Regions from separate parts of the Homo sapiens genome. Here region 2 is linked to region 1. The links are chromatin loops, found by intact Hi-C in ENCODE. Cell type or tissue: MCF 10A. All regions are shown on one strand.

Region 1 (8,000 bases):
TGGAAAACTTCATTTATTGAAAACTTACATGTCAGTTATTATAATTGTTATTGAAATAGTTAACTATTACTTCTGCTTGATGTCTTTGATGTTGTACAGATTTGGGGGAGATTATTGGAGGGCCTCAAACAAAAGCAGTTAAGGAATACAGTTAAATGAAAAAGGTAAAGTGACTAACAGTGCGTATCATATACTGTCATTGGTGTACAAAAAGGAAGGGAAATGCATGCACATATGTATTTCTTTGTATGTGTAGGGTATCTCTGGAAGGATGCAATGGTAAGTGCTTACACTGGATTGGTTGCCTTCACTAAGGGGAACAAATGGGTTACGGGTCAGAAAGTCCCTTTTGTAGCATTTGAATTGTAATTTTGAATTTATAACCTATTTAAACAGTACAATTTTGGTGGATTTAAAATATAGAGCCTATTTAAAAATAGAAATAAAAATGATAACAGTCAAGATAAATTTGAGAGATGTTTTCATTCCCTCTAGATAATTCTCTGTAGTAAGGAGAACAATATTATTCTAACGTCTTTAGATTAGAATATCAAATTCGGGATCATTCTTTTAAAAACAGTCATTGTAAGCCGTAAGTAAGAAAAATTCAACCTCACTAACAGTCAAATAAGTGCAATTTAAAATGTCATAGCATTTTCGACCTTAATTTGGTAAAGATTTTTGGTATTATTACATATATTTGGTAAAGATTTTTACCAAATTAAAGATGAAATTTTGGCAGGATGTGAGAGGTGTCAAGACTTGGCAAGTTTTCTGCAGGAAGCAAAGACAAGTATTAGGTTTCCTGAAAGCTGGGTATAAGGTTTCCTGAAAGTTGCTTTCAGGAAAGCAACTGGTCACAAGTCATGACTTTAAAATACTTATGCCCCTTGACATAAGAGTTGTGTTGCTAGGAATCTGTTTTAAGGAAATAATAGGTAATGTGGTAAGGGATCATTGACAAAAAAAGATGTTCATCACACTGTTGTTTTAAAAGCTTGACATAGGAACCTTCACAAATGGCCAGCAATAGGAAAATGCTTACTTATATTGTGGTGTATTTATCCAGTGAAGTATTATATGTACATTAAAATGTTTTAGAAAAAAATTATTTACACTAGTAAATGTTCCTGATATAATGTTTCATAAATAGCAGCATATAGTCTTTAATATGTGGTACAATTCCATTTATGTAAAAATACTTCTGTATATACACAGAAGAGACTTAGAAATACACAGAAATATTGGCTGTGGTTATCTCCGTCTTAGACAATCCTTAATTGCTTCTTTTCAGTTCTGTATTTTTAAAATTTCTAAAGCAAATAGGCATTACAGTTGTTTTATTTTAAAATGAAAAAATTCCATTGAGAATCTAGGTATTTGAAATCTCCCTATGGAGTTAAACTCCATGGGTTGTAGAGGACCTTGGAATCTAGTTCTCATGCTCATCTGAGAGATGTTCTTTTTGAAGTGGGGAGAAATAGGCAGTCAGGCAGGTGGCATTGCCCTGTGATGGTGCAATGGAATGTATTGATGAACTTATTGAGCTATGGGGCATTAAGATGCTGACTGGGGCCACTTTCTGCTTCCCACTCCTTTCTGGAGTTCTTGGCCGAAGTAGTGAAGAGCCTGCTCTAGCTACCCTTGAAGGGTGGGTCCCAATTATACAACATGGATTGGAATGTTTCAAAAATGCCATATTTTCTATGGAAAGGGGTTATATTGATGGTCCCAAGATGGAGTGGACCCTGCAGTGCTATTTCAAAGCTGATTTCACAAGGATTGGGGGAAAGGTTATGTGATCTCAGCATTGGCTCAATAAACTAACATTTACAGAGTGCCTGCTGTGGATCAGGCAGAATGCATAGCTCCTGACACCTAGCAGGCTGTTGGGTAATGAATGAACTGATTGCAGAATTGCTAAAGCAGTGAGCCTACAAATGCTATGTCTTCTCTTGGGGCTGTGTGGTTGGAAAAGTCAATGTACCTCTTGTAGGACAGGTGGTAGCATTTAGATGGACAGAAATTCCTTAGAAGCCCCTTAACAGAGGTGTTCTAGAAACCACACTCTACCTGTTTTCTAATGTCCTGCATCTGATTGGTTAAATGTAATATTTTTGGACATATTTTTGGTATTGCAGAAATTTTAGTTTTTATTGCTGTTAGGATCTTAACAGCAATTACCTAAAAATACCCTTTTCACTCCTCCTGCCCTTTCTGAGGAAATAGCAGTGAACTGAGATTTACTAGATCCACATTCTACCTCCAGTTGAGACAATAACTGGCTGTGTGACATTAGGCAAATCACATTAACCTTGTCAGATCTTAGTTTTCTCATCTGTCTGGAGATTGGATCAGTATACCCCTAAGGTCTGTTCTGGTCCTAAAGGCTATAAATTGGTCATCCTCTAAGCTCGACTGCTTTCCTGTCTGATTCTTTTCTCTCTCACAAACAGGAACAGCTTCAGCTGCGGGGCTCCTTTACCTGCACACATGGGCAGCTGCTGTGTCTGGCTGTGTCTTCGCCATCTTTACTGCATCCATGTGGCCCCAAACACTTGGACACCTTATTAACTCAGGGACAAACCCTGGGAAAACCATGACCATTGCCATGATATTTTATCTTCTAGAAATATTTTTCTGTGCCTGGTGCACAGCTTTTAAGTTTGTCCCAGGAGGTGTCTACGCTAGAGAAAGATCAGATGTGCTTTTGGGTGAGTACATTTGAAAGGTCTGGATTAAAATAATTGCTCAAAAATATCCTTATGGACTGACCAGGATTTAGCACTTTATGTAACTGGTGGAAATAAGCAGGATGATCTAGCTTTCTTGGTAAAATAGACTCTCTTGATTAAAACACAAAACCTGGAGTGATGTCTAAATTATAAATTAAAATCAAATGTATTAATTTACCAGCGCATTTCTGTAATACTTATTACTACAAAGGTCTTTTAAATTAATTAGTTGTGAAAAGATTCAGTCCATACTAAAGCGTAAACAATGTAACACTTGTGTTATACGATGCGTTAGGAAAAGGTATGATCATGATACTCATGCTGCCACTTCAGTGGTTGGCTCGTAAATATACATGGGGATTGTGATTTTTTGGGGTTCCCCTGAATTTTATTTATGAATGTTTTTTGAGATGAGGTCTTACTCTGGCAGTGATGTGATCACAGCTCACTGCAGCCTTGAGCTCCTGGGCTCAAGCGATCCTTCTACCTCTGCCTCCCAAGTAGTTGGGTCTACTAGGTGTGGGCCACCACACTCCACTAATTTAAAAAATTTTTTGTAGAGACAGGGGTCTTGCTATGTTGCACAGGCTGGTCTTGAACTCCTGGCCTCAAGTGATCCTCCTGCCTTGGCTTCCCAAAGTGCTAGGATTACAGGTGTGAGCCACCACACCTAGACTCTATTATTTTTATTTACCATATTTGTAACAAAAAATTCATATATCTTAGTGTAAATGGTAAATCTCCAAGTCATAGAACAAATATATTTACCATTTTAGTGGTTATGAATTTGCATACCAAAATTATAATTTAATAAACTTAGCTCAGTTTAATATTTTAAAAATTGATTCACATACCAAAATTATAATTTCATAAACTTAGTTCAATTTTAATATTTTAAAAATTGGCTTCTGGCAATAATACAATTATTGGTGTATACTAGGCATACATAAATCGAATGTTGTGAATCATTTTAGTTTACATAATTTTAGCTTAAGTAACATGTCAAATACTTCTACAAAGTGTTTGAAAGATGAGGAGAAAAAACATGTTAATAAGGGATCTACTTGTTTGTTTGTTCACTTATTCATTAAAAATATTAACACGATTTCACTGGTTGTCTACATTTTGAAAAAAAATGATCATGTACCTTATGTTCCAGGAACAGTGCCAGATACTGAAGATTATTTTTACACATTTTTATCTGTATAAATTTGTGGGGTACAATTGCAATTTTGTTACATGCATAGGTTGCATAGTGGTTAAGTCAGGGCATTTAGAGTATCCATCACCCTGACAGGGTACATTGTATCCATTAATCAATTTCTCATCATTGCCCCCTTTCCCACCCTCTCACTCTTCTGGTCTACTTTATCTACCACTCCCAGCTGCTGAAATATTAAAAACACCCACTGTCCTTGCCTACCTGGAGCTTTAGTTGAATGGGGGAAACATCATATATAAAACGAGACAAATACTTAAGAAATTACAGTTGTGTGAGTGCTACTCAGGAGAAGTGAAGGCTTCTATTAGGGTTCTGTTTTTTTTTTTTCTTTTTTTTTTTTTTGAGACAGGGTCTTGTTCTGTTCCTCCAGCTGGAGTGCAGTGGTGCAGTCATAGCTCCCTGTATCCTTGAGCTCCCCCCTCAACCTCCCAAGTAGCTGGGTCTCCAGGCACACACCACCATGCCTGGCTGATTATGTTGTTTTTTGTAGAGATGGGGTCTCACTTTGTTGCCCAGGCTGGCGTCGAACTCCTGGGCTTACGCAATTCTCTTGCCTCAGCCTCCCAAGGTGCTGGGATTACATCTACCTGGGTTCTGTTACAGTTCCCCTGGTGCCCTGACAGACATCCGACTACTCTGCACATTTTGCCATATGCTTTTCTACCCCACGAGCTAGACATCTGTCAGGAGAGGCTGGTTTGAAAGACATATTTTAAAATTACATGAAATATTTTTGAATTAACTTGGAGAATTTGGTATTTCTGGTAAATACTCAAGCTTTCATCTAATGAGAGAAACACATTGCTGCATTTCCTCCGTGGTAACCTTGGCTTTGCAAACTTTGTATTTCTTCTGATTTATTTCAGGTGTGTGTACTCTCTCCTGCTTTGTTTTCTTGTCCAATGCCCTGCTTTTTTTCTTATACCAGCTTGCTTAGGGATCTGCCATGAGAAAAAAACAAATGAAAGTAAGAGCTATTCCATGCATGAGTTTGTTTCTTTAGAATTTTATGAACGATGAGTTTTTTTTTTAGTTTCTTCTCACTACTTATGGAATTGTAGAAACAGTGCATAATTACAGCTTCATACAACTAAGAACTTTAAAGAAAAATAAGAGTGATGTTATTTGATGAGGCCACAAAAGCCAAGAAATGTTGGTAATATTCAGAGTGGCTTTTAATACAACTGAGTTGAAAAGAATATTTATTATATCAGAATTTAGTTATAAATTTATTTCCTGGATTCCTCCTGCTATTTCCTGGAAAATTGGACACCGCTGTTTTTGCTTGGCTTCTGACTTTTACTTGACATTTCTTAAATGCCTTAATTTCTTAATTTCCATATGGCAGCATATCTCTGTTTCCATTCTTAGTATGTATGGTTTTAGATGAAGTAAGTAAACTTTAAGTGTAAGCTAGTTTGTTGCATATCCCAATTTAGCTCCACTTTATTGGCTGGCCTGTTGGCACACTGTGATTTCCAGCATGCATCCTCTGTGAGGCCTCTGTGCCCAGAAAACTCACATCCTGGGGCAGAATTATCACAAGCACTGCCATATTAAGAGCCTACGTATGATCCATTGTGATCCTCAACCTGGTGCACGGAAGGGCTCTTATTGCATCCCTATGGGAGCTCAGAAGACTTCACTGTCCCCTGCCCAATCAACAGTCAGTCATGAACACGTTCAGCAACCTAACAACTAGGAAATACTCAAGAAATTCAAAGAAATATGTATCGGGAAAAGGCTGGGGTCCTGTCATTTAAAGCACGATTCCTAGAACCCTACCTGATATTTTCCAGTTATCAAAAGCACTACTAGAGTAATTGTTTAGGTTCTGAGATAAATTAAATCAGTACATGAATTTCCAGGGTATGTTCCTTTCAAGGAACTCTCAGCTGCTGGAATACAACATTGGAAGGATTTTTGGATCAGACTATAACATATTCTTTCTTTCTCTTATAACAGGGACAATGATGTTAATTATCGGGCTGAATATGCTATTTGGTCCTAAGAAAAACCTTGACTTGCTTCTTCAAACAAAAAACAGTTCTAAAGTGCTTTTCAGAAAGAGTGAAAAATACATGAAACTTTGTAAGTATAGTTTTACATTCTTAAAAAAAATTAATTATATAAAATTCTAAACGTATGAAATTAAAGAGTATAATGATCCCTCATGTATCCTTCATCCTGTTTCAGCAATTCTCAACATTTTGCCATGTTGTTAATAGCTATCTTCTCTAGTTTTTTTAAAAAATTATACTTTAAGTTCTAGGGTACATGTGCACAACGTGCAGGTTTGTTACATAGGTATACATGTGCCATGTTGGTTTGCTGGACCCATCAACTCGTCATTTACATTAGGTATTCCTCCTAATGCTATCCCTCCCCCCTCACCCCACCCCACAGCAGGCCCCAGTGTGTGATGTTCCCCGCCCTGTGTCCGTGTGTTCTCATTGTTTAATTCCCACCTATGAGTGAGAACATGTGGTGTTTGGTTTGTTGTCCTTGTGATAGTTTGCTGAGAATGATGTTTCCAGCTTCATTCATGCCCCTGCAAAGGACATGAACTCATTTTTTATGGCTGCCTAGTATTCCATGGTGTATATGTGCCACATTTTCTTAATCCAGTCTATCATTGATGGACATTTGGGTTGGTTCCAAGTCTTTGCTATTGTGAATAGTGCTGTAATAAACATACGTGTGCATGTATCTTTATAGTAGCATGATTTATAATCCTTTGGGTACATACCCAGTAATGGGATGGCTGGGTCAAATGGTATTTCTAGTTCTAGATCCTTGAGGAATCACCACACTGTTTTCCACAATGGTTGAACTTATTTACACTCCCACCAACAGTATAAAAGCGTTCCTATTTCTCCATATCCTCTCCAGCATCTGTTGTTTCCTGAGTTTTTAATGATCACCATTCTAACTGGTGTGAGATGGTATCCCATTGTGGTTTTGATTTGCATTTCTCTGATGCCCAGTGATGATGAGCATTTTTTCATGTGTATGTTGGCTGCATAAATGTCTTCTTTGGAGAAGTGTCTGTTCATATCCTTTGCCCACTCTTTGATGGAGTCGTTTGTTTTTTTTTTCTTGTAAATTTGTTTAAGTTCTTTGTAGATTCTGGATATTAGCCCTTTGTCACATGGATAGATTGCAAAAATTTTGTCCCATTCTGTAGGTTTCCTGTTCACTCTGATGGTAGTTTCTTTTGCTGTGCAGAAGCTCTTCAGTTTAATTAGATCCCATTTGTCAATTTTGGCTTTTGTTGCGTTGCTTTTGGTGTTTTAGTCATGAAGTCTTTGTCTATGCCTATGTCCTGAATGGTATTGCCTAGGTTTTCTTCTAGCGCTTTTATGGTTTTAGGTCTAATATTTAAGTCTTTAATCCATCCTGAATTAATTTTTGTACAAAGTGCAAGGAAGAAATCCAGTTTCAGCTTTCTCCATATGGCTAGCCAGTTTTCCCAGCACCATTTGTTAAATAGGGAACCCTTTCCTCCTTTCTTGTTTTTGTCAGGTTTGTCAAAGATCAGATGGTTGTAGATGTGAGGTGTTATTTCTGAGGCCTCTGTTCTGTTCAATTGGTCTATATATCTGTTTTGGTATGAGTACCATGCTGTTTTGGTTACTGTAGACTTGTAGTATAGTTTGAAGTCAGGTAGCCTGATGCCTCCAGCTTTGTTCTTTTTGCCTAGGATTGTCCTGGCTATGTGGGCTCTTTTTTGGTTCTATATGAACTTTAAAGTAGTTTTTTCCAATTCTGTGAAGAAAGTCATTGGTGACTTGATGGGGATGGCATTTAATCTATAAATTACCTTGAGCAGTATGGCCATTTTCATGATATTGATTCTTCCTATCCATGAGCATGGAATATTCTTCCATTTGTTTGTGTCCTCTTTTATTTCATTGAGCAGTGGTTTGTAGTTCTCCTTGAAGAGGTCCTTCACATCTCTTTTAAGTTGGATTCCTAGGTATTTTATTCTCTTTGTAGCAATTGTGAATGGAAGTTCACTCATGATTTGGCTCTCTGTTTGT
Region 2 (8,000 bases), 58 kb after region 1:
ATTATAATGTGTCTTGGTAGCACTCTCTTTATATTTAATATATTTGGGAGTTATTTGGGCTTCATGGATCTGCATGTGAATCTTCCTCTCCAAATTTGGAAAGTTCAGCTGCTTTTTTTAAAATAAGCTTTCTCTCCCTTTTTCCTTCTTTCTCTGCTTCTTCTGAAACACCAATAAGGTTTACTTAATGATGACCTATAATTTCTGTAGGCTATCTCCACTTTTTCATTCTTTTTTCTATGACTCTGGTTGGGTAATTTTGAATGACCAGACTTTGAGCTCTCTGATTGTTCTCCTTGATTGAGTCTGCTGTTGAATCTCTTTATTGAATTTTTCAGTTTAGTTATGATGTTCCTTAGCTCTAGAATTTCTGTTTGGTTCTTTTTTGTGATTTCTATCTCTTTATTGAACTTTTCATTCTGTTTATGTACTCTTTTTTCTTATTTTGTTTAGTTGTCCATCTGTGTTCTCTTGTAGCTCACTTAGCTTCAAGATGATTATTTTGAATTTTTCATTATGCTGTTTTTCATTAGCATCAGTTACTTGTGCTTTATTTGTTCCTTTGGTAGTATCATGTTTCCTTGATTATTTATGATCTTTATGGACATGCCCTGGTATCTGTACATTTGAAAAAGTGGGCATCTCTTCTAGTCTTTACAGATTGGCTTGGCAGGGAATGCCTTTACCAGTTGGCTGGTCCAAAGATTCTCAGTGGGCTATCTAGCTGGGCTCATGGGTGGACTTATGCTAGAGTTCTTGGGCCAACTTGCTTGGTGCCTGGATCAGCAAGTGGATAGGCTTTGTGCCTGGGTCTCTGGGGGCCAGCCTGGTGCTGGGGTCCATTGGGATGGGCCTGGAGCCTGTGTCAATAGGGACTGGACTTGAAGTCTGGGTCCATGAGAGCCAACCTGATTCCTGGGGTAGATGTGTGGGGTTAGGCCTTCAGCCTGAGTCTGCAGGAGCCACCCTGGTGCTGGAATGAACCTGGTGCCTGGATCCATTGGGATAGATCTGGAACCTGGGCCCATGGAGCCTAGGCCTCCTATGTTAAACTCAGTGCTGGGGTCTCCTCCATAGGTGTCCTATGGGCCTGTACTCTGGAATTGGTGGAGCAGGCCTAGATTCTGTTACCTGGGCTGCAGGGACTGGTCTGGAGCTCGGGTGGGTTAAAGCCTGGGTTCACAGGGCCAGTCTAGAACCTGGAACTGGCAATGCTGTCCTGGTGCCTGGGGTTATAAGGGGTGGCCTGGAGCTGGTTGCATAGGGGCCAGCCTAGCACCAGGTTGGGCTTGGAGCCTGGGTCTGTGGGTATTGCTCTGGAGGCCAGGTCCATGGGCACTGGAGTCAGGGACCACAGGGCTGGCCTGGAGCTGGGGTAGGCATAAAGGCTGGGTCCATGTGTTCTGGCCTGGAATCTGGGGCTTTTGGGGGTGGCCCGAAACTGATGCCAGTCTGGAGCCTTGGGTGGGGATGGAGCCTGAATTTGCTAGGGCCGGCTTAGGGACTGGGGTTGTTGGGGCTGGCCTGGTGTTTAGGTGGGCCTGGAAGCTTGGTCTGTGGGTGCCAGCCTGGTGCCAATGTTCATTGGCCTGGACCTGGTGCTGGAGTCTGTGGCAAAGTTGGGTGCTTACTTCACTCATTTTACCCTATGCAGAGAGTATCTATCTCTCTACTTACTATGCTACCTAGTCTTGGGGGAGGAGTGATAGAAGTAATGTGAAGTTGTCCTTCTTACCCTTCTCAATGAGACTTTTCTTATTTCTCTAATACATTCAAATGCTATAATCTCTCATCTGAAATCTTTAGCTCTTGTGAAGATATTTTTGTGCATGGATAGTTGTTCAAATGGATGTTTCTACAGGGACAAGCACTGGAAAGTCCTATTTTGCCATCTTGCTGACACAACTCTTATATATATCTATACATCACACAATTATCCTTCTTTTGTAAATGTATGACACATATATGTATGTGCGTATATCTGTGTGTATATGTGTGTTTTTGTTCTATTTGCTAATCTGATTCTTTCATCCAAATAGTATATTATGAACTTCATTCCATAATAAAGTATTCTTCTTAAAATATGTTTTAATCATTGCATAATATTTCATTGTATGGATGCACCAACATTTAGCTAATCGATTTTGTTATTTTTGCATATTTATTATTTTATTATTATAAAAAGTCTTCTAAGGAATTCTTATCTGTTTGAGCATAACCTTGATTACTTCCTTAGGGTCTAGCTCTAGAAGTGAAATAGCAGAATCAAAGGTGATGTTAAATTTGATATTCCTTGTTATTATTCTTTTAAGATGACAAAGGAAGCAGGTCTCCTGTCTCTTACATTATAGAGGTTAGATATTATGGTTGCTTATGAAGAAAAGGAAGGAAGTGGCCTCTTATGTGCAAGTCTTAGCTTTCTTCCTAGTGTCTTTTGTATTCTATCATATCAACCAGAGCTGTATAATTAAATAGTTATTCATGTGCAAAGAGTTAATCTGCAGCACATTAACACATGTAGACAATTTAGAAGTTCTGCCAAAATAGATTTTTATATGCATAAATGTAACATGAATAGCATTTCAGGCTTAATGGCCCCTTTGCCTATAAGAGAATATTATTCAAACTCAAGATGAAAGAGAAAATCTGGACTTATTTTTCAGCAATGCTAGCCAATAATTCTTAAACAGATGTGCTTTTGGAATTATCCATAACCATGGAAAGAGGACTTTGGGGGTTAAAATTTTAGTTTGCCTTTCCTATATGCATGAATCTTTTTTATTTATTCATTTGCTATTTTATTTTATGATTGAAATTTTACATAAGAACATACCTTTCTGAATGGTTTTTACATGCCAATAACTTTTTATTTATTTTTTATTTTTTTAGATTTGGATCCTACAAAGAAGGACACAATTATGAAAACAACCATCATTTTCATATGAATACTCCCAAATACTTTTTATGAAACATTTAAAACAAGAAGTTATTGGCTGGGAAAATCTAAGAAAAAAAGTATGTAAGATAAAAAGAAGAGATTAATGAAAGTGGGAAAATACACATGAAGAACCTCAACTTAAAAAACACATGGTATCTATGCAGTGGGAAATTACCTCCATTTGTAAACTATGTTGCTTAATAAAAACATTTCTCTAAATTGTTTTCCCTAAATTTTGATAAAAAATAGAATTTGGGGTAATATAAGAAAGTTTCACTATGGAGTTAAAATAATTAAAAATGTCTTACCTTTTGAAGGCTTAGAAATAGGAAATTTTTTTTGTTTGTTTGTTTTCTTTTTTGAGACAAAGTCTCTCTCAGTTGCCAAGGCAAAGTACAGTGGTTTGATCGCTGCTCACTGCCACCTTGATCTTTAAGGCTTAAAAATAGGATTTTTTTTTCTTTTTTGAGACAGGATCTCTCTCAGTTGCCCAGGCCAAAGTGCAGTGGGGTGATCATGCTCACTGTAGCCTTGATCTCTTGGGCTCAGGTGATCTTCCCACCTCAGCCTTTGGAGTATCTGTGACTATAGGTGCTTGCTACAATGGCTAGCTAATTGTTTACTTTTTTGTAGGGAAGAGGTTTCACTATGTTTCCCAAACTGGTCTCAAACTTCAGGGCTCAAGCAATCCTCCCACCAGCCTCCCAGACTGCTGGGATTACAAGCTTGAGTCACTGCACCCAGCTGGACATTGATTTGTGGATGAGCTGGAAGGACTACTTGTGAAAATCAAGCACTTTAAACCCTTCTTGGGACAAAGCTGGGGAAAATGTTCAACAAATTAAGTCTAATTACTAGAAGAATAATGTGCATGTGACTATTATTGACTTAACATAAGCAGCAGCCCATCACCAACCTTCCCTGAACTGTGAGGGGTCGTCTGTCTTTTTCCCCATGCTTCTGTCACTTCATGGCTGTACATGGCACACTGTGTTGATGCCTCCCATCAGTCAGGCCACCAGACTCTCAGCAAGCATACCTTAACACACAGAGGGGTCCCATGAAGTGACTTTCCTTCTGTAGAATCAAGTAGGCAGGCAAAGGGGAAAATTCAACACAACAGCACCATCTCCACAGAAGATAATGATTTGAATATAGGTCATAGAGGCACATGAGGTCTTAGAACTGGAAAGGACACTGAATGCTGCTTTATCTTTTGGGGGCAGGGATAAAAGTTGTCAGAAAGAAAGTTTCTAAAAGTATTATGTCACAATCTAAGGAGATTCCTTAGATCTATTTAACAAAATTGTATCATACTAGTCTGTTCTCATGCTGCTATAAAGAATTGCCCAAGACTGGATCGTTTATAAAGGAAAGAGGTTTAATTGACTCACAGTTCCACAGGGCTGGGGAGGCCTCAGGGCACTTACAATCATGGTGAAAGGGGAAGCAAACACATCCTTCTTCAAATGGTGGCAGGAAGGAGAAGTGCTGAGCAAAAAGGGAAAAGTCCCTTATGAAACCATCAGATCTCATGAGAACTCACTCACTATCATGAGAACAGCATGTGGGTGACCTCCTCCATGACTCAATTACATCTCACCAGGTCCCTCTCATGACACATGGGGATTATGGGAGCTACAATTCAAGATGAAATTTGACTGGGGACACATCCAAACTCCAAACGATATCATATACTGAACACATTGCCATATGCAAAACACTGAATTCCTATAGTAGTTTTAAAGATGAGTCCGTGAATGATCCTGCAGTTTCTTCAAAAGGTGGAACCTCACTCACTTCTCTTTTAGTATGGGCTAGATTTAGTGACTTACTTCTAATGAAGAGAATAAAGTGAAAGCGATGGTATGTGACTCCAAGTCTGGGTTATAAACAATACTGGGGCTTTGTCTTAATCTCACTGTCTGCTTCTGAGAGAAGCCAGCTGCTGTGTCATGAGCAGCCCCTTGGAAAGGTGGTGAGAACTGAGGCCTCGTGCCAATAGCCATGGGAGTGAGTCACCTTAGATTTGGAAACTCCAGCCCCAGAAAAACTACAGATGACTTCAGCCCCATGTTGGCTACAACTTCTTGAGAGATCCTGAGCCCTAAGCACCTAGCTTAACTGGTCCCACATCTTGACAGATAATAACCATTTGTTGTTTTAAGCCACTATGTAATGGGGTAATTTGTTTTGTATCAATACATAAGTAACACAGTCCTTAAACTTACTTATATTTGAAAAACTTTGGGAATCTGGGAACAACAAACATATTTATTCAGTGTCCGTTTTGTCCATTATACTGTACTAGGCATGTGGCAGTGGTGGGAGGTGTCACTTAACTGAAAAAGACATTAACCTAAACACAAGTATGGCAGATGGGAAAATACGAAGACATCTTGAATAGCAGCTACTGATTATTTACCCTCTATTGAGCTAGATGCTTTACCAATGTTATCTCCTGACAACAATAATGAAGGCAATAACCCATGTGCCAACTGGGGTCTCTCTACCTTTAAGCTCTAGGTAAGACAGCCAGAATGCCCATTCCACTCCTTCCAGAAGAGAGTGTCTTCCCAAGATTTCTGTGAATTGTGGGAAGTGAAGGAGACAAGACTCACATTCTTATAGGCATCTCTCTCACTGATCTCCTTCTGCTGTCATATTTCAATTTATACGTGGTCTCATTGCATTTCTGACACCAGAATCATGCTACTGTGCAAGGTAAATGCAAGCAGATATGCATTTAAAACACATTGTTAGTGGCTGGGGAGACAGATCCACACACAGACAGCAGGAGCTGCCTCTGTTCTATGCCAAGCAGAGAGTTCGGTTGTTTTCTTGACTTCCTCAAAAGAAACAAATAAAAAACTCTTACTATGTATCTTAGTGGGTAGCATCTTTTACTGAATGTTTGGGAAGATAGAGAAGGGTTTACATTGTAGAACTCAAAACATATTCAAATGAGGTAATTAGATATTCCCTTGCTTTGCAAATCTTTTCTCCACATCATGTAGTTTGGCAATATCCTATTTTCTTCTCTAGTTGTTCATATCTCCCCCAAATTTCTACTAATTTCTAATGCCAATCAGATTAACTGTCTTTTTGTTTTAGCCTCCTGCTTACTCATTAGGCTCTTGGGATCTTAACTTCTATGTCCATGGCTTATCTAAGTGGGAGGTTTCCATACACCTCTCTCAGTAAATGATAAAACAAGGAGAAAGCTTGAATAACACAATTAATTGAAGTGACATATGTAGAACAGTGCTCCAAGGAACTTCAAGTTACTCATTATTTTCAAGTGCCTGCAGAACATTTACCAAAACAGACCATATGCTAGGCCAAAAAGCAAGGCTCAACAAATGTCAAAATATTGACTTCATACAGGATTATATTTTCTGATGGTGATAAGACTAAACTAGAAACAAATAACAAAAAGATAATGAGAAAGTCCCAAATATTGGTAATATAATAATAAACTTCTAGGTAATCCATGGGTCAAAAACAGACCACAATGGAAGTTAGAAAATATTTTGAACTAAATAGTAATGAAAATATGGCATATCAAAAGTTATACGATATAGTTTTGTGTTTAGAGGAAAATATGTAGACTTAAATGCATGAACTGGAAAAGAAGAAAGACTAAAAGTCAGTTACATAGGTACCCATCAAGAGAAGCTGAAAAGGGAACAGAAAATTAAACCCAAAAGAGAGTAGAATAAAGGAAAAAAGGCTAAGAACAGAAATTAGTGAAATGGAAAACAAACAATTACAAAAGATAAAAGTGACAAAACCAAAGGTTGACTCTTTTGAAAAAACTAATAAAATTGAACTCTTTGGTAGGACCGATCAGAAGAAAAAGGAAAGAAAGAAGACAAAACTGACCAACATTAGGAATGAAAAAGTAGACACAACTATAGACCTTACAAACATTATAAAGAAAATAAGAGGACATTATTAACAATTTTATACCAATTAATGTCTCAAAAAATAAAGTTTACCACAACAGATACAAGAAAAAATAGAAAACTTACTAAAGAAATAAAATTAATAATTAAACAACCAAACATAAAACAGGACTTCTGAGCCACACATCAAGGTCAGAGGCAAGAAAAATTGACATCAGTTCCAGTCTACTCTCATGTGCTCCAGCTCATTCCTGTGTCTTCCAGCTTGTTCTTGATCTCCCCAACTTTACATCCATCTTCCTTTCTCCATGGCCTGCCTTGCAGATTTCACACTCTAATATTAACTTTCAAGACAATAGCCTTACAGGTGACTTAATCAGCAACCACAGCTATGTAAAGTCAAGTCTCTGTAATAAATCCTTATATATATTCTAGTTCCCTTTCTCTGATTAAATCCTGATTAATAAAACTTCCCACAGCAAAAACTCTACACCCAGATAGATTACCGGTGAATTTTAGCAACTATGTACGGAAGAAATAACACCAATCTTATAGACTTTTCACAAAGAATAAAAAAAAGGAATACTTCCCAACTTGCATGAAGTCACCATAACTTTGGTAACTGTGATGGTTGATTTTATTGTCAATTTGACTGGACCACAAGGTGCCCAGATATTTGGTTATATATTATCCTGTGTGTGCGGGAGTGGGTGTTTATGGATGAAATTAACATTTGAATTGATAGACTGAGTAAAGCAGATTGCTTTCCCCAATGTGGAGAGGCTTCATCCAATCCATTGTAGGCCTGAATGGAACAAAAAGGCAGGGTAAGGGAGAATTCACTCTCTCTGCCTGCCTGGTTTTGAGCTGGAACATTAGTCTTCTCCTGCCTTCAGATTTGGATTCTGGCTGGAACTTACACCATTGGCTCTTCTGGTTCTCACACCTTCAGATCAGACTGGAACTATTGTGCTAGTTCTCTTTAGGGTCCAGCTTGCTGACTGCAGATCATGGCACTTCTCAACTTCCATAAATACACAAGTCAGTTCTTTATCATACATCTCTCTCATAGTCTTTTCTGTCTTTCTGCCTCTGCCTCTATCTACACACACACACACACACACACACTTGATTCTGCTTCTCTGGAGAACCCA

The links. Peaks named below come from ENCODE experiments on the same cell type or tissue, not always from the same donor. Only the 100,000 strongest peaks of a DNase experiment are listed, where the experiment ranks them.
Region 2: a loop joins it to region 1, with 7 times the contacts of the local background. A loop is called at or near these places in 2 of 110 quality-filtered maps.

Annotation. Positions count from the first base shown.
Region 1 is chr4:49,001,279-49,009,278 of GRCh38, forward strand. CWH43 (cell wall biogenesis 43 C-terminal homolog) reads left to right here. Exons shown (of 16, transcript NM_025087.3): 7 at 2,457-2,714; 8 at 5,923-6,048. Among named protein-coding and RNA genes, the nearest start is that of CWH43, 19 kb to the left of the region's middle. In MCF 10A, no CTCF peak of the experiment used is centred here; no DNase peak of the experiment used is centred here.
Region 2 is chr4:49,058,923-49,066,922 of GRCh38, forward strand. It overlaps CWH43 (cell wall biogenesis 43 C-terminal homolog), which reads left to right. Exons shown (of 16, transcript NM_025087.3): 16 at 2,890-3,157. The coding sequence ends at 2,968. Among named protein-coding and RNA genes, the nearest start is that of CWH43, 77 kb to the left of the region's middle. In MCF 10A, no CTCF peak of the experiment used is centred here; a DNase peak (open chromatin) is centred at 4,929.